5 separate regions of the Mus musculus genome follow, and all the other regions are linked to region 3. Evidence: chromatin loops called from intact Hi-C (ENCODE). Cell type or tissue: gastrocnemius. All regions are shown on one strand.

The links. Peaks named below come from ENCODE experiments on the same cell type or tissue, not always from the same donor. Only the 100,000 strongest peaks of a DNase experiment are listed, where the experiment ranks them.
Region 1: it touches region 3 in a loop (3-fold over the local background); 25 of 42 quality-filtered maps call a loop at or near these places.
Region 2: it touches region 3 in a loop (9-fold over the local background); 37 of 42 quality-filtered maps call a loop at or near these places.
Region 4: it touches region 3 in a loop (7-fold over the local background); 21 of 42 quality-filtered maps call a loop at or near these places.
Region 5: it touches region 3 in a loop (9-fold over the local background); 22 of 42 quality-filtered maps call a loop at or near these places.

What each region holds. Positions count from the first base shown.
Region 1 is chr11:72,322,225-72,327,224 of GRCm38, reverse strand. No RefSeq gene overlaps it. Among named protein-coding and RNA genes, the nearest start is that of Fbxo39, 10 kb to the right of the region's middle. In gastrocnemius, a CTCF peak has its summit at 2,610 (motif pointing right); a DNase peak (open chromatin) is centred at 2,615.
Region 2 is chr11:72,426,519-72,431,518 of GRCm38, reverse strand. No RefSeq gene overlaps it. Among named protein-coding and RNA genes, the nearest start is that of Ggt6, 6.5 kb to the left of the region's middle. In gastrocnemius, CTCF peaks have their summits at 2,732 (motif pointing right) and 4,425 (motif pointing right); DNase peaks (open chromatin) are centred at 1,951, 2,720 and 4,802; H3K4me3 peaks cover 757 bases; H3K27ac peaks cover 1,755 bases.
Region 3 is chr11:72,220,947-72,225,946 of GRCm38, reverse strand. No RefSeq gene overlaps it. Among named protein-coding and RNA genes, the nearest start is that of Med31, 7.9 kb to the right of the region's middle. In gastrocnemius, a CTCF peak has its summit at 4,489 (motif pointing left); DNase peaks (open chromatin) are centred at 898, 2,380 and 4,475.
Region 4 is chr11:72,340,123-72,345,122 of GRCm38, reverse strand. It overlaps Tekt1 (tektin 1), which reads left to right. Exons shown (of 8, transcript NM_011569.3): 8 at 152-406. The coding sequence ends at 359. Gm51867 (a long non-coding RNA gene) reads right to left here. Exons shown (of 3, transcript XR_003949578.1): 2 at 4,783-4,916; 3 at 1-33. Among named protein-coding and RNA genes, the nearest start is that of Gm51867, 3.0 kb to the right of the region's middle. In gastrocnemius, CTCF peaks have their summits at 1,071 (motif pointing left) and 2,401 (motif pointing left); DNase peaks (open chromatin) are centred at 1,054 and 2,386; H3K27ac peaks cover 857 bases.
Region 5 is chr11:72,562,072-72,567,071 of GRCm38, reverse strand. It overlaps Gm51906 (a long non-coding RNA gene), which reads left to right. Exons shown (of 4, transcript XR_003949712.1): 4 at 2,647-3,255. Among named protein-coding and RNA genes, the nearest start is that of Spns3, 14 kb to the right of the region's middle. In gastrocnemius, a CTCF peak has its summit at 2,592 (motif pointing right); a DNase peak (open chromatin) is centred at 2,659; H3K27ac peaks cover 317 bases.

The sequences.
Region 1 (5,000 bases), 100 kb before region 3:
GGGCATTAGCTTCTTTAAGTTCGGAATATAGTTTCAACCATGGGTCTTCAAAATTCTCTGAGCTCCCAGGAGGGAGAGAATCTGGAGAGGTTTCAATAGTTGAAAGTGCTGGTGGATCAACAAGCCAATTCCAGAATTTTAAAAGATTCATCCTTGTACTTCTGTTACTCTAGAACCACTCCTGGTACCAACTTCTGTATTAGTCAGGGTTCTCTAGAGTCACAGAACTTACGGATAGTCTCTAGTTAGTAAAGGAATTTATTGATAACTTACAGTCGGCAGCCCAATTCCTTACAATTGTTCAGTCGCAGCTGTGAATGGAAATCCAAGGATCTAGCAGTTACTCAGTCTCACACGGCAAGCAGGCGAAGGAGCAAGAGCAAGAGCTAGACTCCCTTCTTCCAATGTCCTTATATTGTCTCCAGCAAAAGGTGTAGCCCAGATTAAAGGTGTGTTCCACCACACCTTTAATCCCAGATGAAAGGCATAGCCCAGATTAAAGGTGTGTTCCTTAACTCGGAGATTCAATCTTCTGGAATCCATAGCCACTATGGCTCAAGATCTTCAAACCAAGATCCAGATAAGGATCTCCAAGCCTCCAGATAAGGGTCACTGGTGAGCCTTCCAATTCCGGATTGTAGTTCATTCCAAATATTGTCAAGTTGACAACCAGGAATAGCCACTACACCTATCGAAGAAAAGGGCTATTTTATGTGTACAAAAGATTGCCTGTTTGAGGAGAAATTGGTACTAAAGTTTCCTTTTGTTGTTTTTGGTATACAAAACAATGGGTTTTCTGATCACATTTTCATGCACACATATCATTACAGTTTGTTCTTTCATCCCTTACTACCCTCCTGCCCCTCCTTGCTCCCCTGTTCCTCTCCTTGTTCCTCCCTGCTCCTGCTGGCTCCTTTCCACTCTAACCACTGCCCTTCTGTCATGTCATCTATGTAGGCGATATATATCTGTGTATTTACATATGATTTATGTAGTCATGCTTCTTTTGAGTTATTGTTGGTGACCTTTCCCCTTGAAACAGCGACATTCATCATTCTAAAAGCATCATAATTATCAGCAAAAATTGGGTTTCCATTGCTGTGAAGAAATACCATGACTAAGGCAAATTTATAAAGGACAACATTTAATTGGGGCTGGCTTGCAGGATTCTGAGGTTTAGTCCATTATCATCATCAAGGCAAGGCAGAAAGCATGGCAGCGTCCAGGCAGGCATAGTGCCGAAGGAGCTGAGAGGTCTGCATCTTGTTTCGAAGGCAAAAAGGAGATCTGCTCTTCTGTCCTGGGCGGAGCTTAATCATAACACCTTAAAACCCACCCCCACAGTGATGTACTTCCTCCAACAAGGCCACACCTCCTAATAGTGCCACTTCTCATAGGCCAACATATTCAAACCACCACAGGAAAGAAGCCAGCAGAGAAAGAGAAGTATTGCATGCTCTCATTTAAATATGAAAGCTGGAAAAGTTGGTCTTAAAGAAAAAAAGAGTGTAATAGAAATTTTGAGAGGCTGGGAGAGGTGGAGGCAAGTAGAAGTTGGATAGTGGGTACTGAAATATGGTTAGATACGATAGACAAGTTTTGTGTGATCTACGATAAGAAGAGATGCAGGTGGTCTGTAGCAACTGATCGGATATTTGTTTGAAGAATGAGAAATAAGAACATGACAGTACTCTGTGTCCTGATGTTGGCTATCACATGGACCTGGTCATCACTCTGTGTGTGCTCCGTAAACATGGGTGGTCAGGAGTCCGCTAAAGAAGAAAAGAATTTTAACAAAGTAGCAAAAATATAAAGATACAATTGTATCTTTGAACTTACTCTGAATACTTGACCCGAGTTTCATTGCTTAAACTAAAGGTCTTTGAGTCTGTTGAGCAATTAATTACAGATGCCACAGGTGACGGAACAGATTCTGGGTCAAGTTGGGTCAAGTTCCTACAGCTGCTGGCATCAGGGATAAATGCAACTGGGAAAAAAAGCCCACTGGACTTGGTGCTAAGAACTTTTTTTGTGTGTTTGTTTTGGAAACTCACTATATAATTCAGTGGCCTTGAACTCACGAAGTCCTCCTGTCGCAGCCTCTTGAGTGCTGGAATGAACAGTTCACTGCCATTCCTGGGCTAGTGATTTGGTTTTGTTTCCTGTGCTGAGGGTGGAGTCCAGGATCTCATGAAAACTAAGCAAGCGCTTTACCCCTGAGCTACGTTTCAGCCCAAGCTAAGAACGTTCTAATCACAAAACCTTGGAGAAGAAAAGCATGGACTGTTCGAATTGTGACTCCACCGGCTAGAGAGATGATGGACAGGATAACCTGAATAGAGGCAAGTTTAGGATAGGGATGCAGGTTATAGGGAGAAGCTCTGTTCTCTATGTACCACTGGGTGGGGTTTTAATGTCAAGACTTTACCATACATTTTGGCATGGGAAACTATCTCTACTAGTTTAGACCAAAGATGCTCATAGGGTAAAGTTTCCCTAACTTCCCTCCCCCAATCTTCAGCCCCTGCAATTTTTTTTTTTTAAACGCAGGTGGATGTTTTGCTTGAATGCATGTCTGTGTATCACATGTGTGCCTGGCACTTCAGGAGGCCAGAAGATGGCACCAGAGCCCTTGGAACTGAAGTTACCACTTAGGAACAATGCGGGCAGAGCTGCAATGTAGGCCCTGGGAATCAAACCTAGGATCTCTGGGAAAAAAAAACAGACAGTGCTCTCAACTGCTGAGCCATCTCTCCATCCCTGATATTCCGATGATTGCTCAAGAATTTTATATCTTACACAGCATTTCTAGGCTAAACCAAGCACCACAGAAGTTTCCATTGATTTCATTAGTTAAATGACAGAATAATGGTTTTCAAATCTTCAGGGTGTGGGAGAGCATTGCTATGAAAGAGCATTGCTCTGGGAGAGCATTGCTCTGGGAGAGGAATGCTGAGGGAGAACATTGGTGTGGGAGAGCATTGGTGTGGAGGTGGACTAGGGTTGACCCTTCCAGCATTTTCTAAGTTACTTAGGTAGTCAATCTCTCCTTTCTGGAGTTGTGGTGCCGTGGGGAACCATGTGAGTTCATTCCTCACAGACGCATTCTCTTGTCTGTCCATCATGAGCTGTGTTGGGGGAAGGGACAGGGATGGAGCCTTCCTATTTTATTGCTTACCTGGAAGACAGCGATCTGGGCTTTAAATCTGGAAATGATAGTCTCGTGTCTGTCACCAACAAGCTGATGACGCCGGGCAAGGTGCCTTTCTTTGAGTCTATTTCCTCATTGATTAAATAGAAAAGTGAGTGTTTATTGAAAATCTACAAGCCAGGTTCATGTATTATATTTGTTTAATCTGAGAAGTTGGCCCGCAATGGTTGGCAGGCCAGATCTCAGACCCATGTTATTTGTCTTCCAAGGCTAGGTGTTTTGGGGGCAATGTGGCCAATCATGTCCATGTTTAGCACCACAGAGTTGAATCCCAAGGTTTGCCTCCTAAGAGCCTTAGGAATATGGTATTTCCCAGCTCCTCTCACTTTACAGATCCCTAAAACTTAAGGCTTAAATAGGGTAAGCAACTTACTCAGGATCACATAAATGAGTGGCCTAAATTGTCTGAGAGTACAGGTCTGGGGACCCCGGAACTCGGCCCTGAGAGTCTTCCCATAAGAAAACCTGCTTTTGTTTCATTGGCTTACCTGCAGGTGATGGCTTGCTGGCATCTTAGCTTAAGCCTATGTAGCATGACTTTAGGTATTTATGGGTTAGTCAAGGAACCATAGGGCATGTGGCCCACTAGCAGTAGAATGTTGTCATTGGAAAAGATACCCACTTAAACACATATGTGCTTGGGAATCTCTCTGGCTGTGCATTTTCCCACGGGTTCTCCTGATCTTGATTCTATTTCCAGTTTCCTTTTTTTTTTTTTTAATTTCCAGTTTCAGGGGAGCCAGAATATTTTTGCAGTAGCTCTCCTTGTGGTCGAAGGACCTGGTGAAACCATTTTTTCAAGGGTCCCTGAGTTGAGAATTATTTCTAACAATTACACCAAATTGTTACATATATTTTTCACTCTCACTGACTCTGGAGGTCTTTGGGGGTGACATGGTGTGAGATGTGGTACCAGGACAATGCAGAAGCAGGCACGAGAGTTAGAGCATCTGTTATCCAGCCAGATGTGAATGAGTGGACAGACCTGTAAGATGAATCTTTTGTAGGAAACATGTTCATAAGAATGTACACATGCCTACACACTTTGTGTAATGCTGAAGTTATTTATGCTTAGATCAGTGGTTCTCAACCAGTGGGTGGCGACCCCTCTGGGGGTCGAACGACCCTTTCACAGGAGTCACCTAAGACTAACTGCATATCAGATATTTACATTATGATTCATAACACTAGCAAAATTGCAGTTATGAAGTAATAACGGAATAATTTTATGGTCAGGGGTCACCACAACGTGAGGAACTACACTAAAGGGTCACAGCATTGAGAAGGTTGAGGACCATTGGCTTAGATGGTGTTTGAGAGGGAAGTAACTGGTTCATACTACAAGTAAATATTAGGCCTGTCTGCCAGGTGGTCAGGATTCTAGCTGAGGGTCCTCTCTGACCCCAGAGCCACATGAACTGGCTTGCTCCCCAAACCATTCCAATTTCATCATATTATGATGACAGAAGGTATAATTTCCCATCAGACCCAGGAGCCTCCCACAGGTGGGAGACCCTTTGCCTTCACCAGTACGATTTTTTTTTTTCTGAATGGCAGGTAAACATTAACTCTGTCTACCAGTCAGCATCTTCAGGGATAGTCCTATACTATGGTTGTGATTTGAAAGTGCTTTGAAAAAGAGTTAGCAGGATGGCGAGATAGCTTAGTGGTATCTCAAGCACTGACTGCTCTTCTCAAGGTCCTGAGTTCAAATCCCAGCAACCACATGGTGGCTCACAACCATCTGTAACGAGATCTGACGCCCTCTTCTGGGGTGTCTGAAGACAGC
Region 2 (5,000 bases), 210 kb before region 3:
AGCAAAAGAAAAAAGAAAGCTGGGCATGGTGGCCCATGCCTTTAATTCTAGTACTAAGGAGGCACAGGCAGGTGGATTTCTGAGTTCAAGGTTGACCTGATCTACAGAGTTAAGTTCCAAGATGGCCAAGGCTACACAGAGCAACACTCTCTCAAAAATAAAAACAACAGAAAACAAACAAACAAATGATCAATAGCAAGAAAGACAGAAAGAGAGCTGGGCCGTGGTGGCACACGCCTTTAATTCCAGCACTGGGGAGGCAGAGGCAGGCGGATTTCTGAGTTCGAGGCCAGCCTGGTCTACAAAGTGAGTTCCAGGACAGCCAGGGCTATACAGAGGAACCCTGTCTCGAAAAAAAACAACAACAATAAAAGACAGAAAGAAAGAGAAAGAAAAAGAAAGAAAAGAAGGAAGGAAGGAAGGAAGGAAGAGAAAGAAAGAAAGAAAGAAAGAAAGAAAGAAAGAAAGAAAGAAAGAAAGAAAGAAAGAAAGAAAGAAGTTTGGGAAGTCAAGCATAGAAATATAATCCCTGTACTGAGGTGGTGGAGGCAAAAGGATTAGGAGTTCAAGGTCAGACTGTGCTGTCTGAAACATTGTCTCAAACAAAGCAAAATAAAACAAAAACGACAAGACAAAAGCAATCCCAGACAAGGCCCAGCGTTCCATCCTGAGCACTGCACAATGAAAACAAAACAGAGGGCTGGTGAGATGGCTCAGTGGGTAAGAGCACCCTACTGTTCTCCCGAAGGTCCGGAGTTCAAATCCCAGCAACCACATGGTGGCTTACAACCATCTGTAACAAGATCTGACTCCCTCTTCTGGACAGCTACAGTGTACTTACATATAATAAATAAATAAATCTTTTAAAAAAACAAAAAACAAAACAGAGACCCCCTTTCCCTGTTTAGGACAAGCCTGTCATTCCAACACTCCGGAGATTGAAATAGGGAGGCTGTGGGTTCATCAACAATCTAGGCTACATAGTAAGATCTTGCCTCAAAACTCTCTAAATAGCCAACTGTGGTGGTGCATGCCTTTGATCCCAGCACCAGGAGACAGAGGTAGACGGGTCCCTGTGACTTCTAGGCCAGCCTGGTCTACAGAGTGAGTTTCAGGACAGCCAGGGATAACACAGAGAAACTCTGTCGAGGGCAGTGGAGGGTTGGGGGTTGGACTAGGGCTCGGGGTGGAGTAAGTTCCGATATGCCATTGGGCACTAGCCTTTTCTTTTCTTTCTAACTTATTTATTTATTATTGTGCACACATGTACATGGAATGTATTTGTGGGAGATGCACATCACAGCATGTGGGGAAGTCAGAGACAATTTTGATCAGATCTGTTCTTTCACATTTACTCGGGGTCTGGGGATCATACTTAGGTATACACTGAGCCTTCTTATCTAAGTATTTATTTATTTAAGTTTTTTTTACTATTTTTGTTTTATGTGTATGTGCGTATGTCTCTCTGTGTGTTTTCACATATAAGTGCAGGAGCTTGAGGAGGAGTTAGGTTGTCCTGCACTTGGAGTTATAGGTGACTGAACTCGGGTCTTCTTTAAAAGGAGTATGGGTTTTTGAGCCATCTGTCAAGTCCTTTATTGAGGAAGGATCTCACTGTGTTAGCGTAGGCTGGCCTAGAACCTGTGATCCTCTTGCCTCAGCTTTCTAAGTGCTGAGTTCACAGCCTGTGCACTACCATGCCTAGCTTAAATCTTCTTACTTTTAGATCTGGAATATGGAAGTAAATGTTTGTTAGGTTTTGGCTGCTTCCTCTATGGTCTCCTCCCTGACACCAACAAGACCTTTCTACAGTGGGTTATTATTTCTCTTTTATCTTGGTGAGGGAAGAAATGTCTAGAAATTGGGAAGTGCAATCATATGAAAATTGGCCACAAGATGGCAGTGGCACACAGTGAGGCTTGGTTTGGGTGGAGCTTGGACCTGCCTGTCAAGAGGAAGTGCCTTCTACAGGCAACCTAGACAAAGTACTGCAGGGCCACCATCCAGAAAGGGAAAAGAGAGGGACCAGAAGGGGGATTTACACGTCTGGGTGAAGAGGACAAAGAACTGAAGGGCAACAGCGCCCTGGCCTCTCTAGAACTGTTGTGTGGTTAGACAGTACATTTTGTGCTGTGTATATTTACCACAAGAAACATCGAGAGGTGGGGAAGGACGCGCGCGCACACACACACACACACACACACACACACACAAATAACAATAATTTGAAAACAAGCCAATAAATTTCCCTAATTCACTCAAACTCGAGATTACTTAGAGTTAAAAAAAATTATTTCTACAAAAAAAATTATTTCTTGCAACTCCTTGTTCTGTTTGAGTAGGCAGCAGGTAATGGAAAAGGTGTGTGTAGGGGGTGGGGAGACAGAGAGAGAGAGAGAGAGAGAGAGAGAGAGAGAGAGAGAGAGAGAGAGAGAGAGAGAGAGAGAGGCAGAGACAGAGACAGAGACAGAGACAGAGACAGAGAAAGATGGAATTTATGTATCTGTTCTTGGGTTCTTTTCACTCCCTGCTTGGTGGCTTTTGTTTCCCCCAGAGCTGAAGCTGGCTGGAGGGGGAAGGAACAACGAAGCCCAAGCCACCACCACCCCCCACCCACCCCCCCATGAGTTGCACAGAGGTCTCCGGCTTTGTAAGTCACGTGGGTTTGGTACACAGCCGCCTCTAGGTGTTAAGTGGCTGCTGTGAGGGCCTACTTTGCCTCCAGGTGGCGCTCTTGGGAAACCTTTATTAGGGTTCTATTCTTGTCCTTCAGTCTGGCTCTCTTTTGTTTTATAGGATACAGTCATATTTCCACTCCCTGACAGATTTTAGAGGTGCTAGTTTTCAATCAGGCAACGTTCTTCACTTTATTATCAAAACTGTTACTAGTTAACAAGTCGTTTACCCATTGGAGTTTTTGTTTGTTTTTTTGTCTTTCAGGTAGTCTCACTATGTAGTCCTTGGAATTCATTCTGTAGACCAGGTTGATCCTCAAACTCACAGAGATCTGCTTGCCTCTGCCCCTGTCCCAGTGCTGGAGTTAAAGGTGTGTGCCACGACCTGTTTTTTTTTTTAATCAAATTTATTGAAGTCTACTTTGCATAATGTAAAATTCAGTGTTCATCTGTGCAACCATCAATCAACTCTACAGCCATTTTCAACATCCACAAAGTCACTCATACTCCTTTGCTTGCTTTTTATTAATATTTTCAACCTTTGGAAACTGCTGATATTATTTCTATCTCTAAACGTTTATAGGAATCATGTTTTGAGGGCTTAAATATTATAAAAGTCATATATCATACAGTGTGTACTTGTGTATATCTGGTTTCTTCCAATAGTATAGTCTTTAAGAAATTGAGATACATTTTTAAAAGAGTTACAATTAAATATATATGTATATATATATATATATATATATTTAAATAAATAAACAAAAGATCTAAGTGAATGGAGAGACATACCATGTTCATGGACCTGGAAACTCAATATTGTCAGTAGAGAACCATCATCTTGATAAATGGTCATCTTGTAGACTGTCATTCTTAAAAGATAATTCTAAAATCCAGTCCCAGATGTTTTTGAAAAAGAAATATGTGAGAAGACCAAAGCTATCCACTTTTTAAGACTTTTTACAAAGTTTCAGTAATCAATATGCTGTGTTTGCTGTATATTATAGACAGATAATGGTGGGGTAACAGTACAGAGCTAGGCTTGTTCATGGGGCTTTTGTTTGCTTTCAATGAAACAGTGTCTTGGTGGTAGCTCTGGTTGACTTGAAACCTGTTTTTAAAAATGTGTTTTGTTTAATTTTATTTATGTGTATGTCTGTATATATGTGTATGCACGTGTATGTAGGTACCCACAGCGGACAGAAGAGGGCATTGATCTGCTGAACCTGGAGTTAAAGGTGTTTGTGAGCTGTTTGTGGGTTCTGGGGTCTGAACTCAGGCCCTCTACAAGTTCTCTTAACTGCTGAGTCATCTCTTTAGAGTAATAATTATATTTTTTCCAAGTAATGAGTAAATTTCTTTGTGTGGTTTGGTTCCTTCCTTTCCTTTCCTTCCATTTTGAGACAGAGTCTTCTTTTCTTCTCTTTATTTTTTTATTTATTTAATGTATATGAATACACTATCAGCTGTCTTCAGACACACCAGAAGAGGGCATCAGATCCCATTAGAGATGGCTGTGAGCCACCATGTGGTTGCTGGGAATTGAACTCAGGACCTCTACTAGAAGGGTTTTAGAGCAATGTGTCAGTGCTCTTAACTGCTGAGCCATCTCTCCAGTCTTCCTCTCCCCCTTTTTAAAAAAATAATTTTGTCTTTGGGTTGTTGTTGTTGTTGTTTATTGGGGGTTTTGTTTGTTTTTAAATTTTTAAATTTATTTTATGTATGAGTGCTCTATCTGCATGTACACCTTCAGGCCAGAAGAGGGCATCAGATCCCATTATAGATGAGCCATCATATGATTACTGAAAATTGAACTCAGGGCTTCTGGAATTGCAGACAGTGCTCTTAATCACTGAGCCATCTCTCCAGGGTCTTCTTCATCCCAGGATGGTATCAAATTCACAGTGTAGCTGGACATGACCTTGAATTTCTAATCCTTTTCCTTCTGTTTCCTGGGTTTACAGACACGTGCCCCTATACTCAGTTGATGAAGTGGAGATTAAATGAATGCATGGCTTTAAAGTTTACTTAGTGTGTATGTGTGTTTTTGCCTGCAGGCATATCTGAGCACCATGTATGTACCTAACGCCTAAGAGAGGCCAGAAGTAGGCATCAGATCGCCTGGAACTGGAGGCACAGATGGTCATGAGCCAGCAAGTAGACGGATGCTGGGAATTGAATCTGTGCCTTCTGTGAGAGCAACCAGGACTCTTAACTGTTCTCTATCTCTCCAGCCCATAATGCAGGGTTTTGTGCAGACTAGGGGAGTATTCTACCAGCTGAGCTATATCCTCAGCCTACCTGGTGATTTTTAAATGGGTACTAGAT
Region 3 (5,000 bases):
CAAGTTTAAGTCACTGCCTTCCAGTGGGCAATGTAAGACAGTCAAGCTCTGTGAGGGCTGTAGCTGCTTGCTGCAGTAACTGTTGTGGATACAGGAGTCACAGTGGTGACTGGGGAAAGTACGTACATTTTAGGAAGGATTTTGGTCGTTTTTTTCCTGAAACCAAATGCATCTTTTTGTAGTTGCTCACCCTTTGATTCTGGCTCTACACTTGAAGTCCTTCTTGAAGCGGAACAAAGCACCAATCTGGTCTTCCAGTTGTAGGATTAACTGTCGGTGCTCTCTGATGACCTCCAATGCTTCTCCTGAGGGTACTGTGGAGGGCTAGGTGTCTGTTCCATGTGCAGCAACAGCTGGTGTTTAAGAAGACCAAGCCAGAGCAGCCTGGACCCATGTCTGGATTCTGACATTGCTTCTTCCTGGCCAGGAATGCTGAGTAAGGCAACTCAACCTCTTGACCCCTAATGTCCTTGACCTACCCCATTCAGACCCTAGAAAGGTCTGGGTGCTTTCAGTAGTACCTGGGGTAGAGTGAGTCCCAGTGCTCAATAGCCAAACTTCTGAGGGTGTCAAAATGTCCCCCCAGAACGAGGCCGATCGAGAGTCCTTTGGGTCCACATGAGCAAATCTAGTGATGCTTTGACTTTACAAGATGACCACAGCTGTGGCCCGAGTTTCCATCATAGGACCTCATCTGACAAGAAGATACATGAAGCATTTCAAAGGGGGCTAGAAAAATCTATAGCATTAAGAACGGATTCAACGGGAGTGGTGAGTGGCTGTAATGCTATGGCCACAAGTGTCAACAGTGTCTTATTCTGAAGGCCAGCAGGCTGTGAGGCACTCCCTCTTGGTTTCAGTTGCTCTGAAGTGCAACCTTTGCTGCTGTACGAGGAATGACTGCCCTCTGCTGTCCGCTGTCTGTATGGCACCAAGTAAGCTGACATTGAACTCCAAGCCAGTTCTCAGCCGGGGAGACCCCTGAGGGTCCCTTTTCTGCACTATTTGTCAGTGACTCTCAGTAGAAATGTATTCTACTTCTGTGGCTCTACACAAACACTTCACAAGACAGTTCAAAATTTTCACTGAGAACTCTGTGGTGTATTTTTTCTATTTTACCTCATGAACAAGAAGATGCTAGTTTTGACCCACTAATTTGGCATTTCACTTTTATGCTTATTGGAACTTGAAAACATAGACTCAGTCTACCAGTGAGTCCTGAATGGGCTTCCTAACCTTGGTGTGTGCCAGGCCAATCCAGGCCTTTCGCCACACCCAAGGCCAGCTACACAAGCAACTGGATTATCAGTCCTTTAATTCAATGGGTTTAAACCTTTGACAGGCCCACTCTGGACTGCATAAAATATTGGTGAAGTCACAACACTGAAATAAAAAATGAACTATCACAATGATACAAACCCGTGTTGCTATTCTTTCTAAGCTCGCCTTATATTTCATGCCTCAGCTGGGGAACTAGGGATTCTGTTAACACAGTGGGGAGCTGGGCCACCTGTAGGTGACTTCATTTATCTGCAGAACTGCCCAAATGTCTCAAAGGGGAGAGAGGTGTGAGCAGCTCTTACAAAATGCTATGCTGGGTCACTCTTAGGATTTTGTAGAGAGCCCCAACTCTAGAACCTTCCCAGGGCACAGACTGCATAGACCCCGTGTAGACCCACTGAAAGGTCCCACCCATCGTCCTTTTCCGAGGTCTTGATTTGATGGGTGATAAAAGATGGAACTGATTCACACTGGAACTTACTACTTTCGATTTTTGTTTTGTATTTTGAAGCCAATGAGCTTTTCCAGGTCTTGAATATTTTTGTAGGTTCTTGGCAAATTCTTGACAGGATTCCAACCTGTCTTAAATAATGGATAAAGCAGCCTTGGGGTTAGGAAGCCCATAACCTAGGAGCATACATTTTTAGGAGCTTTAAGGCTCTTTCTCCTGGTCCTTTTACAGCACAATGTGAACAGGCCACTGGGTTTCCACTGCCAACTCTGCTGATGAATGGGGACAGTGCCCTGCAGATGACCCAAGCTGCTGTGTACCTGGCAAGGGATTTTAGCTGTTTCCTCGCAGAACAAAGGGGTTAGAGTAGCTTGGTGATTTTTGGAGTATTGTATTTTAGCGCCAGGACCCTTGTGTAAATGAAATCGTATGAAGCACAGAGCTGAGCTGGGGTGAACAGATTTTTCAGTCTAACAGATATGCAGATGAATTTGTGAGGGAATTCAGGGGAGTTCCACCAAGGATCTGCAAAAATGCACAGAAGGCATTTCTCCAGATGGCAGGTGTCTGGTATTCTTGGACCCATGGAATTTTTGGACCCTCGAACGGATCTCAGCTCTCAAGAATGCTTGAATCCTTGAACAGATTGGTGGCCAGGCATGATGGCCATTTGCCATATAAGGAACTCAGGGATTAATGCCATAATCTAAGTAGTCAGGAGGCAGAGGCAGGCTAAGCAGGCTGGTCTACACAGTGAGACCTCTATCTCAAAAAGAGGAGGGGGGGGAGACCGAGAGGGAACATAGTGGTTTTCATACCTCTTTGACAGTAACACACATTTGTTCTGAAACACAAGTTTCCTTAATATATGTCCTTACACTGTAAAAAGATTATCCATACATGGTCACGGGCAGGGATGTTGTATAAATACAAACCACAGACTTCTTTTTGGGGACCAATTACCTTACCAATAAAACACACGAGCAATTTTCTGACGGATTTTAACGGGACTACCACCTCTTCTGAGAAACCAATTACTTATGTACTCAGTTCCTGTCAATCCTGTGAACAAATGGCCCGTAATGTCTTTCAACAAGTCTATCAATCCTTAACTCGACTTGAGGCTTTCTTTAGGTTAATAATGCTGTCACTGTCCATTTCTTGTCACATGTCCTATTACTAGACACTTGTTAGATGGCTTAGTAGAAGCCACAGTAAAAACTCTGGCCCTGGGCTGTAACTGAATTGTTCAGATGCAGGGGCCTTTCCTCTTCTCCTCCCTGCCCCAAGCAATGCGATAGGTTTTAAGTTCTTATTTCCTATTATTATTGTATGTATGTATGACAACTCCATGGAGTGACACATATGTCACAATGCATGTGTGGAGGTTGGAGGTGTGTGTGTGTGTGTGTGTGTGTGTGTGTACATGTGTGCAGGTATCAAAGGGGGCAGAAAAAGGGTGAGAGACCACATAGTGCCAGTTACAAGTTCCTGAGAGGTCCCCATGGTCCCCATGTACTCAGTATTTGGAACTGAAGAGCAGTACTCCTCTGTAAGAGCAATAAGTGTGCTCTGTCTCTCTGTCTCTGTCTCTCTCTCTCTCCACTTAAGTCATCTCTCCAGCTCACTTGTTTTTAAAAAATTATGACCCACTAAATTGATTTCTCCAGCCTTTACTAGTTTTGACTGGGAGGTCAGTTTATGAAAACAGAAACACTGCTGCCAATCATGAAATAAAACCAGAGAAGGAAACCAAACAAGAGAAGGGCACACAGTGGGACATGAGAAACTGTCTTTTTATATTTAAAAAGATGGGCTGGAGAGATGGCTAAGATGGGGTAAGAGCACTGACTGCTCTTGCAGAGGTCCTGAGATCAATTCCCAGCAACCACATGATGGCTCACAAGCATCTGTAATGGGATCAGACGCCCTCTTCTGGTGTGTCTGAAGACAGCAACTGTGTGTTCATATAAAATAAAATAAATCTTGAAAAAAAATGAAAATTCAAAGAGACAAGTGACCCCTGAATTTTAAGAATATGCATGTAGGGGCTGGAGAGATGGCCCAGTGGTTGAGTGGTGATCTTACAGAGGACCAGAGTTTGGGTCCCAGCACCCACATCAGACAGTACACAACAATCTTAAACTCCAGCTCCAGGGAATGCCACTCTCACTTCTGGCTTCCACAGGAATATGTACACACATGGCTTACATTCTCTCTCTCTCTCTCTCTCTCTCTCTCTCTCTCTCTCTCTCTCTCACACACATACAGATATCTTTATTTTTTAATAAGAATATGTACATATAACAAATGAAATCTGAACTTAAAATATTTACTACTCATAAACAAATCAGTAAGAAAAATGAAAAGAAAAACAAGCAAAGGGTATAAACAGGCAATTCAAAAGGAAAAGAAGGGAGGGAGGGAGGGAACCCATGTGACCATGACAAAGTGGCAGATGAGGAGCAGAGACTGGGATGACTACAGCTGAGAAACTCAGAAGGACCCTACAGAGCATAAACTGCAGACTCTGAGAACAGATGACCGGCTGCTGCTGGTGTTCTGAGGTTAGGTTTAACAAAACGAATTCCTCAAACAGAAAACTGACAAGTGTACTCAGCTACTAAGGGAAGGGAACTGCAGCAGCCAGGGTGAAGTGTGGTTGGTTCTGAGAGTTCACAGCATAGGAGGCACAACGGAGACAGCAGGCAGGAAGAAGCTACTCTGGTCTTCTAGAGAGAATGCGCCCCCTGGTGGCTAAATGGCAGAGCCACGCGTAGCAAAGCAGAAATTGAGGTTTGCAGCCAAGGGGTAAACTCTAACTGGTACATTGATAATCAGCACTTATATTTAAGCTCACACACCCTCCTAATCTTTTTGTACTTAACTATTTCTCACAGAAGAAAATGATATTACCATCTCCTCAAAAAGAAACAATGAGCCAGGCAAGTACATATATATGTAATCCTGGCATGCAGAGAGCAGAGACAAGATCAAGAGATCAAGGCCAGACTGGGCTATAGTGGGGGCTCTGCTCTGAAAATGAGAGAGAGCAGGTCAATATAGTAATTGTGTCCATGGCAGAGACTGTGTGATATGTTCTATTTCTGCACTATGATAGCTACCATAACGATCTGCTTACCACCTGAATATCCTGTTACCTAGAAAGAAAACGGTAATGTTAGTTTCCAGGACAAGCTATGTTAAATAATAAGGAAGACTTAAGGCAGAGGGGAATATCAGGCTTCTCTCTGGCTTGTTATGAGTA
Region 4 (5,000 bases), 120 kb before region 3:
GCCTGGCTGTAGCCAGCAGCCAGGAAGCACTGCCTAGAGAAGCAAGGGAAATAAAAATATCAGTTTGACTGCATATCCAAGCACGTTCCCTCTCCCACTGGAACAAAGGATCCAGAGCATGTGATTATCCCTCACGCTGTTCTTCTCTCAGGTTAAAGGAAACCCTGGCCCAGGCTCAGACGCAGCTGAAGGCCCTGTACCGCAGGCAGCTGGCCCTGCAGGAGGAAATCCAGGTGAAGGAGAACACCATCTATATCGACCAGGTGCTGTGTATGGAGATGAGGAAGTCCATCCCACCTCGAGACGGCGACGACCATGGGGCCTGGGAGGGGGGCATCCGCGCAGAGGCCATCTGCTGATAGGAGCCATTCAGAGCCTTATTAAACTGCATCGTAAGACAAGAGTTAGCACAGAGCTCTCATTTCAGGTGGGTGGAACTTTGGGCAGCCTGCCGCAGCCTCTTGGCAGGACACCTCAGGCCGGCTTGGGTCTGTGACCTGGGGACAAGGTTCTGTTCTACTATGGTTGTTGGTGAGGAAGATACCTCACAATTTAATGCTAGGTGTCAGCACCAGACATAGGGATCGCAGAGGTCTTGGGGCCAGGGGATGGAGCCATTAGAGAGTCATCCTACTCTCAAGCTGGGGCTGGGTTTTCTATCCAAGGGATCCCTTCCTTTCTCATGGAATAGGATGCAATCCATTTGCCCTAGGAAGCTTAGATGCCCCCTCCCACCTCCTGGCAGTTCATCGCAAGTCCATGCAAGTGTCAGAATCAGATGAAAGAGAAGGCTGTTAGGAGAAGATAGGGCTCTCGCTTGTTTAGAGGTTTAAAGCTGAATCTAGCGGGCAGGGAGGAGGCAGCAGAATTGCTTGTGTCCGTGTCTGTGAAGTCAGAAAGGAAATGTCCCTGGCTCAAAGACCAGGAGAGGGTTCTGAAAGCAGCGGCCACGTGTGCTTGCTCTAGGATTCTACACTAAGAGCTGCTGCAGTTTCTGATCGACAGCTGGAAAAGACAGCAACCTGGGCTAGGAAGGCAGGTCTCTGCCCAGCCTGCATCTTTCAGCGCCCCCATGTGGTGGCAGGAAGTTTTATACTCCTTTAAGTTTTCCTTCCTGAAGAGAAACTCCATCGTTTCATGTTTGATTCTAGACTATTTAGTAGTCACTGCGTGTTTTTATTTTGTTGCATTTTTCACTCTAAAAAAATTAGCAGTAATAAAAAAGAAAAAATTAATTTGAGCTGTGGATTCAAATTCAAGCTATGGATTTGAATCTCTTAACAATGGTTAAGAGTAAAGGGGTCAAGGAATAGGCAAGATGGCTTAGGCACTTATGGCCAAGATTGAAGACCTGAGTTTGATTGATATCTGGGACCCACATGGTGGGAGAACTGACTCCCACTAGTGGTATTCTAACTTCTACACGTGCTCCATGGCCACTCCCCCCCCCCGCCCCACCCCAAACACACAGCTGGTGTATGTGCATGTAATAAAAAAAACAATTCTTTATAGAGACTAGGTGTTGGTGAGGATGGGGAGACAGCTCAGTGGGTAAAGTGTGGGTATAAGAACCTGAATTTGGATCCTGAACACCCATATGAAAAAAAAATCTATCCATGGCCGTGTGTGTGGTCCCAGTGCTGGAAGACGGAGGCAGGAGGATTCTGTCACTGGACAGCCGGTCTAGCCACACCAGTGAGCCCCAGATTCAGCAAGACACCCCCATCTTAAAAAAATAACAAGGTGGCGGCTGGAGAGATGGCTCAGCGGTTAAGAGCACTGACTGCTCTTCCAGAAGTCCTGAGTTCAATTCCCAGCAACCACATGGTGGCTCACAACCATCTGTAACAGGATCTGATACCCTCTTCTGGTGTGTCTGAAGACAGCTACAGTGGTGTACTTACATACATAAAATAAATAAATCTTTAAAAACAAAACAAAACAAGATGAACAGCAATAGAGGAAGAACTCTGATGTTGACCTATGACCTCTATATACCTGCATGGGTTCGCTCTCCCCCCCCCCCCCCACAGCCTAGCATTACTGTAGATGGAGTGAGATAGTCTGTGTTTAGAGCCCTGCCCTCAGCCTGTCTCAGAAGGAAGTAAATAACTACAAGCCTTTTGGAACACAACCCCCATGTTGCCACAATTCCAACTGCACAGGGATCAGTTTTTACAGTATTGTTTTCCTCCCAATTGTGTGTTGCAACCATGCTCCACATTGCTGCACCATTGCTACAACGATTACACACCTCCTGAAAGGTATGATTAAGCCATTTTCCACGTGGTCGCCATTGCTCTCCCAGAGAGAGCTCTGGCTGTCGACAGCTGCTTGGACTAAGTCGCCACGGCTGCCTCTGCTCTGTGTTAACTTTTGGAATCCTGACACCTAGTGGACAGTAGGTGGTGAGCACCAGCTCCAGCCAGAAAACCAGGAGACCTGGATTCTAGAACTGACCCTGCCAGAAATGTGTCTCTCCCTCTTAGGGTCACCAGTAGAATGAGAGGATTGAGTAGAGAGCCTAGAGGCCCTCCCATGTCTGACACTTCCTAGATCTGGGGCACTTCATGGGTGCACGAAACCATCTCAGGATACGGATCCCACTTCCAGGAGGTTAGGAGCTGGATATTTATTCTCTGCTATCAGCAAGTGACTGAACTGAAATGGAAAGACCCAATGCCGATTGGTGTTCTGTGACTCAACCACTCAGGGTCTGAACACCACCCTTCTGAATGCCTTCTCACACCCTGAGTAAGGTGTGAACTCTCTGCCTCAGGGCCCAGTGGAAAGTTTGTGGGCGCTCTGCTGCTCTGGTCCGGAAGGGCAAAACTATCTTCTTTTCCAACCGAGGGCAGACCTCAGAGCTTCTGCCGACTCAACACAGGGATGGGGCCCGACAACAACATTCTAGGAAACGGCCAGCACCGTTCTAGGAAAATCATCCCCAGGCTCTGAATTTGTTTAGTGCCAGGCTCTGCATTAGATACAGCGCAGAGCAGATCCGTGATCAGTCAGCCTGTGGAGGATCCAGAACATGTTTCACAGCTTCCTGAGCCTCAGTTTCCCCATCTGTAAAGAGGGATCATAAAACCCAGGCCAGACCAATAAAAAAAAGTCATGCAATGCAATTTGGGCAGGCATTGTGGGGAACATGATTTACATTTCTCCATATATAAATATGAAATCCAGGAGCACCACAATTCCCAGAGGGCAAACTTGTCTTTGTTCACTTTGTCACTTTCTGGCACTCGTCTGGAATGAGGACGTTTCAACCAAGAAAGTTGTCCTGGTCCATTTTACAGGGGACATCTGCAGTAGCCCGAGGCTGTCAAAATCTTGGTAGCTACCAAGTCCACCAGCTACAGTCCTCTCTACCCATTCAAACCAGATGTCTTTTCATGATAACGTAAGCCATATTCTTGATAGGTGCAGTGGGGATTCATCTTGTGAGGATAGTGAGTCCAAGGCCAGCCTGGGCTACATAGTCCAAGGCCAGCCTGGGCTACATAGTGAGGCACTATACAGAAAATAAGCAAGAACATTATTTGTAGGCAATAAAAATTTTAGATGCTATCCTTTAAGTCACGTGTCATTTAAACTTGAGCTTTGTTAAACAGGACTAAAGTTGAACTTGTCCATAATCAATACGAAAGAGAGAGAGAGAGAGAGAGAGAGAGAGAGAGAGAAAGTATTAAAGTTTCACCTTTTCATGGTTCGGTTAGCTCAGCAAGGAGTGGAACCGGGTTCCACTATGAGAGGTGACAGGTTGAGCTAAACAGAGGGGTGGAGGGCCAGGGATTTCCTGCATGGGATCAGTGACTTTAAAAGTGTCCTGATGGGGCTGGTGAGATGGCTCAGTGGGTAAGAGCACTGACTGCTCTTGGGAAAGTTCTGAGTTCAAATCCCAGCAACCACATGGTAGCTCACAACCACCCATAATGAGATCTGACGCCCTCTTCTGGTACGTCTGAAGTCAGCTACAGTGTACTTACATATAATAAATAAATAAATCTTAAAAAAAAATATGTCCCGAGAGCTTGCTGCTTCTTGCTGTCCAGTTTGGACATCATCTATGAATCCAAAACTGGCTTTTGTCATCCTCACTCTACCAGCTCCTTAACCTAGCATTCAAATTTTCCCAAAGTGTGAGAAATAATTGTCTACTCTTATTTTTTTCTGTTTGTTGTTGTTTTTTGGAGACAGTGTGTAGCCCTGGATGTCCTGGAACTCACCAAAATGGCTAACCCTTTCAGACCGACAGCCACTCGGTGCCAAGGTCTTGACTTCTAATCCAGCCATAAAGCATTTTCAAACAGGTTCATTTTACAGGCAGCACATTTACTTTGCACTACTACTGCAAATGGGCAATTAGAACTGTCTGTGTGGTAGGAAGCGATGATGAAGGTGAATATGCTGAAAACAAGGTCATAAAACTTAAAGCCAACTAAAACAGTGTAAAAAGCAGCGGTCTTATGAGCTGTGTGTCGGCTCACGCCCGTCACTTCAGCATCCACAGAAGACCCTCAAGCTGAGGACTCCCATCCAAAAGACCTGTTTGATAGCGTGTTTGGAGGTTCTAGCAGGTGAACATAGCTACCCTTAACTGAAGGCTGGCCCTCCTGCATTCAGGGAAGGTTGTGAAGAACATGGAGTTGTGAGGGAGGAGGGGGACACCTGCCTAGCCAGATAGATCAGCTTAATCAACCCTGGCAATCAGTGGAGTGACACATGTTGCAATCAGATCTCGTCCAGAAAGATCTATTTGAAATTAACACTCACCTTTCATGTTGGGGTCCAGGCGTCACTCCACAAACCACAGGAACACGGATCTCAGTCTCACCGGGATAGTCTGTCGAGCGTTTCCCCCCGGAGTGATCGATCAGGGATGCAGACTGCAACTCTGTGCCAGGATCCTATAGAGATTTTAAGCCTGAAATTCACAGACATCTGTGCCAAGTTATTCAGGATTTAGGAATAGGGCATTTCCTTAGGAATAT
Region 5 (5,000 bases), 340 kb before region 3:
TTTGAGGACAGGCAACTTGCTGCAGTGGAGCGGAGGATGGGAAGGCAAGCCTCCCGGGGAGGGAGGGAGTTTTCTGGGCACTGCCTTGCACCTGCTGGAGTTTCGTGGGATGAGTTTACAATGAGTTCCCTGCAAGCACGGTCTGTTCTTCCTCTTTGGTTCCATCTAGCTGTGTGGGTGCAGGTGTGAAATGGAGGGCTGGGGCGGGGGCTTTGGCAGATCAGCCAAGGGAGGAGAAACCTGGGAGAAGAGCTATGGGTGATGATAGAGACCTATCATGAATCGGCAAAAGAGGGAGTGAGAAAACAGGTCCTGATGGCTAGGGACCATGGCATGCGCTCAGGAGCTTCGAGGTTCCCATGGACTGTAGTAGGACTAAGGAGAGTGCCACGGTGTAGGGAGGAGAACGATGGGGCGATGGGGCGTTTTGATCTGGGGGTGAGGGGTGGGGGCGGGGGAGTATGTGCTTTAAGTCATGAGTCTAAAGGTGGTGCTGATGTGGGTAATCCTCATGGGATTGCTAGGGTAACGTGATTGTTTACAAGAGGGTCCAGAGGTCCAGATGGTGAAAGGGCCATCTCTGTGGCTGGTGATATCACCTGAATGGGTCACCAGGGAAGATAGAAAGAGAGTAAACTACTATCCAAGTCCTAGGAAAATTAGGGATGACTAGGAAGCCTACAGAGACCATGGCAAGGAAGCCAGGGAGGAAAACCATATGGCCGGGTCTGTTGCTGTGACCATCATAGAAATTAGAGATGGTTTTATTTTAATTAATATAATTTTAAAATTTCTTTGAAAAAGTCACTTTTTTAAAAAGAGGAGATGTATCTCTCTTTTAAGATTTATTCGTTAATTTTATGTACGTGAGTTCACTGTCACTCTCTTCAGACACACCAGAAGAGGGCATCAGATCCCATTACAGATGGTTGTGAGCCATCATGTGGTTGCTGGGATTTGAACTCAGGACCTCAGCAGTCAGCGCTCGTAACCGCTGAGCCATCTCTCTAGGCCAAAGTTACATACTTTTGTTGATCATATTCACCCCTTGCCCCCTGCCTCCAATTCTCCTGAACCGCTTCCCAGCTCCATGTTTTCTTCTCTTTAGTAACTCTCTGAGGCCTGTGTGTTCTTGGTTTTGGGATATTCACTGGAACATTAGTAATCTATCAGCGGTAATACTCCCAAAGAAAAATGACTCTTTTTTTAGTAGCCATCAACTGACAACAGGTCTTCAACCAGGGGTGGGGTCTTGTGAGCCCCTCCCTCATCTGTGTTAGAATTTGATGGGTTAAACCTTGTATCTGTGAATCTGTGAATCTAACACCTGTGTGGTGTCAAAGGGACAGCGTTTCACAGCCTCGCTCCCATCCTTCTGCTCCTACACTCTTCACAGCCTCTCTTCTGAAGTTTTCCCGGAGCCCTGGAAACGGAGTAGGGGTCGATTCAACCCACTTAGGGCTGAGTGCCTTGCAGTCTCCTCTCAGCGCTTGGACCAGTTATGAGTCTCTGAATTAGCCACTGCCCACAGACCAAGGCTGGGAGCAGCAGGCATTTATGGAGTAAATTGCTGATACAACTGAGGCCAGCCTGGTCTACAAAGTGAGTTCCAGGACAGCCAGGGTTATACAGAGAAACCCTATCTCAAAAAAAAAAAAAAAAAAAAAAAAAAAAAAGAAAAGAAAAAGAAAAAGAAAAAGGAGACAGGATGTCATTAGCTTTCTATGTAGACCAGGCTAGCCTCAAACTTCCAGACATTTGCTAGCTTCAGCCTGTGAAATTCTGGGATTAAAGGTCTGCACACTACACCCAGCTTATCTATTTTTGAGACAGGGTCTCTCTATGTAGTAGCCTTACTGACACCATTAACCATATATCTTTCTTTTTATTTTAGACTTTAAAATTTCTTTTCTTTTTAAAATTTTATTTATTTGTTTGTTTGTTTGTTTTTGTTTTCGAGACAGGGTTTCTGTATAGCCCTGGCTGTCCTGGAACTCACTCTGTAGACCAGGCTGTCCTCGAACTCAGAAATCTGCCTGCCTTCCCAAGTGCTGGGATTAAAGGCGTGCACCACCACCGCCCAGCTTAAAATTTATTTTTTGTGTAAGTGTTTTATCTGCATGTGTACATGTTCACCATATGTATACTTATTGCCTGTGGAGGTCAAAAGAGGGCATCGGATGTGGGAGAACTGGAGTTATGGGTGGTTGTGAACCATCATGGGGGTGCCGGAAACTGTGAAAGTCCTGTGCAAGAGCAGCAGGTGCTCTTAACTGACCTCTCTCCAGCCAGCAGGAAAGAATGTAGACTTTTTTTGTTTTTGCTTTTTTTAAATTAATTAATTAATTAATTAATCAATTAATTAATTATATGTGTATACGCTGTAGCTATCTTCAGATACTCCAGAAGTTTTCAGATTTTTGTTATGGATGGTTGTGAGCCACCATGTGGTTGCTGGACCTTTGGAAGAGCAGTCGGTGCTCTTAACCACTGAGCCATCTCACCAGCCCCCGAGGTACAGCATCTTAAGACCACTCTAAATTTACTAAGAAACTTTCTCACATTTTACCACGTCCTGGCTGACATTGCTTTTAATGGCCACAGGATGTCGCTCTCTACTGAAACCTGGAATTAATCTGTCTACAGGACTCCCTGATGAAAGATACTGTCTGCAATTCTGCTGTGCTCAGTCAGCTAGGAGGACCCCGGGCATGAAATCCTGTGACCCTCAGCTTTCAACAGCTGCTTCTGCTGTACCCTTTATGCCATCAGGACCCCTGCTGAAAACCACAACTGGTTTCTGCCACCTCAGATTTCTTCCTTGGGAATCCACACCATAACGTTTGGTTCTTTTGTTTTTGTTTTGTTTTCTGAGACAGGGTCTCACTACATGGGTTTGGCTAGCCTAGAACTTGCTATGTAGACCAGGCTGGCCTCTGCCTTCCAAATGCTTGGGTTAAAGGCATTAGGAGGTTAAGAGCACACCTCCTTTTCCAGGGAATATGGCTGTTCATTCCTTGTAGGCAACTGACTTTCTCAGGCTCCTGTAGGCTCCAGCCGAGGAAGATGTTTCCTCACCTAACAGACATATATTCATTCCCGTTCTCTGCCCTCCTCTTTTCTCTAGAAGCCCAGGATACTCTTGAACTCGCAATGTAGCTGAGTTTAGCCTTGAACTCCTGATCTTGCTAAGTGATAGGGTTATAGACAAGTGTCACCACATCTGGCTTATATATGTATATATGAATCTGCCTAGAGATTTTACTTTATTGTTTTTTTTTCCAAGATAGGGTGGTTCTGTGTAGCCCTGATTGTCCTGGAACTCACTCTGTAGACCAGGCTGGCCTCTGCCTTCTAAGTGCTGGGATAAAATAAAGGCTTGCATCAATACCACCTGGGGAGATTTTATTTTTATTTTTTGTTATTAATTAAAAGTTATTTTCAATTGTTGTATACGTACACATGATATGTGCATACAAGAATGGCAAGGTGTGCATCTGAAGGCCGGTAGGATATGTTTGTGAGTTAGCTCGCTTCTCCTACATTTACATGGGTTCTAGACACTGAGCTCAGACTTGCGAGGCTTGCACAGGAAGTGCCATTGCTGACTGAGCCATCTTACTGTCCTATTTTTGTTTAAAATTTATATATTTTTATTTTATGTGTGTTGTATTTTGCATGCATATATGGCTGCCCGCCATATGTGCAGTACCTGAAGAGGACAGAAGAAGTCATAAGTCCTCCCAGAACTGGAGTTTCATATGGTTGGAAGGTGCTGTGTGCAAGCAGAGAGCAGAACTTGGGTCCTCTGGAAGAGCAACCAGTGCTTTCAACCACTGAACCACCTCCCCAGCTCCCTACGTGTGTGTGGCTGTATAATTGGCTTGTGTGAGTTCAGTGCCCTAGAGACCAAAAGTGGGTGTCAGATCCCTGGTGTGGTGAGTCTCCTGATGGAGGTGCTGGGGATATAACTCCTGTTCTGTGAATAGGCAGTGGCTACTTGTAACTGTTGAGTTGAGCTTCTCTCCAGTCCCTCAGCTTCCCTTTTTTTTGAGACAGGGTCTCTGGTAGTTCAGCCTTGAACTTGCTATGTGTTTGAGAATGACCTTGAATTTCTGATATGATCTTCCAACCTCCAACTTTCCAGTACTGAGATCATAGACATGTGTCACCACATCTGGTTTATCCAATAACCATTTTCTTCTTCATGGACAGAGGTAGACTCCTGTGGTGTCCATCTTTCAAGCTTCTCTTGCTGCCAGAGCATTGGCTTGTGCTTTTATCTTGCTTCATAGGGTCTAGGAGAGAGCCACTTGGAGGGTTTCTAGTAAAGATCTTGGGCATTTTTTTTCCCTGATGAATACACACACACACACACACACACACACACACACGTATCGGAATTACTCTGCTCTCCTCTTGCATGTTTGATGAAAAACCTTAGAATGTGAGTGTGTAGCCAGCTCCAACAAGCTTCAAACCCTGCTGTTCTTGTCACTGGGTCCTGGCCACCACCGTGGGTCAAGGACAGACTTTGTGACTGATGGAGTGTTGCTGGAATCCTAGTTGTTTTAGCCTTTGTTGGTTGCCTCTGAGGAAGCTAGCCTCCACACGGGGAGGACATTCAAGCAGGGCCCTGTACAGGGTCCCTGTGGGGAGGGAAGCAGCAGCACCCACTTTTCAGTTACATGAGTGAGCAACTTCTAGCCTCATGGGGCCTTTGAGTTTTCTGCTGCCGGGAGCCCTCACTGCAGTGATACCCCCAACCCCCAGCCACCATCTTGCCTACTCCTGACTCCCTACCAGCTGAACCATGGGACAGAATACATGACTGCTGGAATCTAAAACTGTAAGCTTTGGGGGGATTTGCTAAAGCACCATAGATATGTCACCAGAGGCTTGCCTGTAAGACTTCCAAGAGAAGCCTGGCATGGTGACATATGTCTTTAGTCTCAGCACTTGGAAGGCAGGGGCAGAGGCAGAGGCAGAGGCAGAGGCAG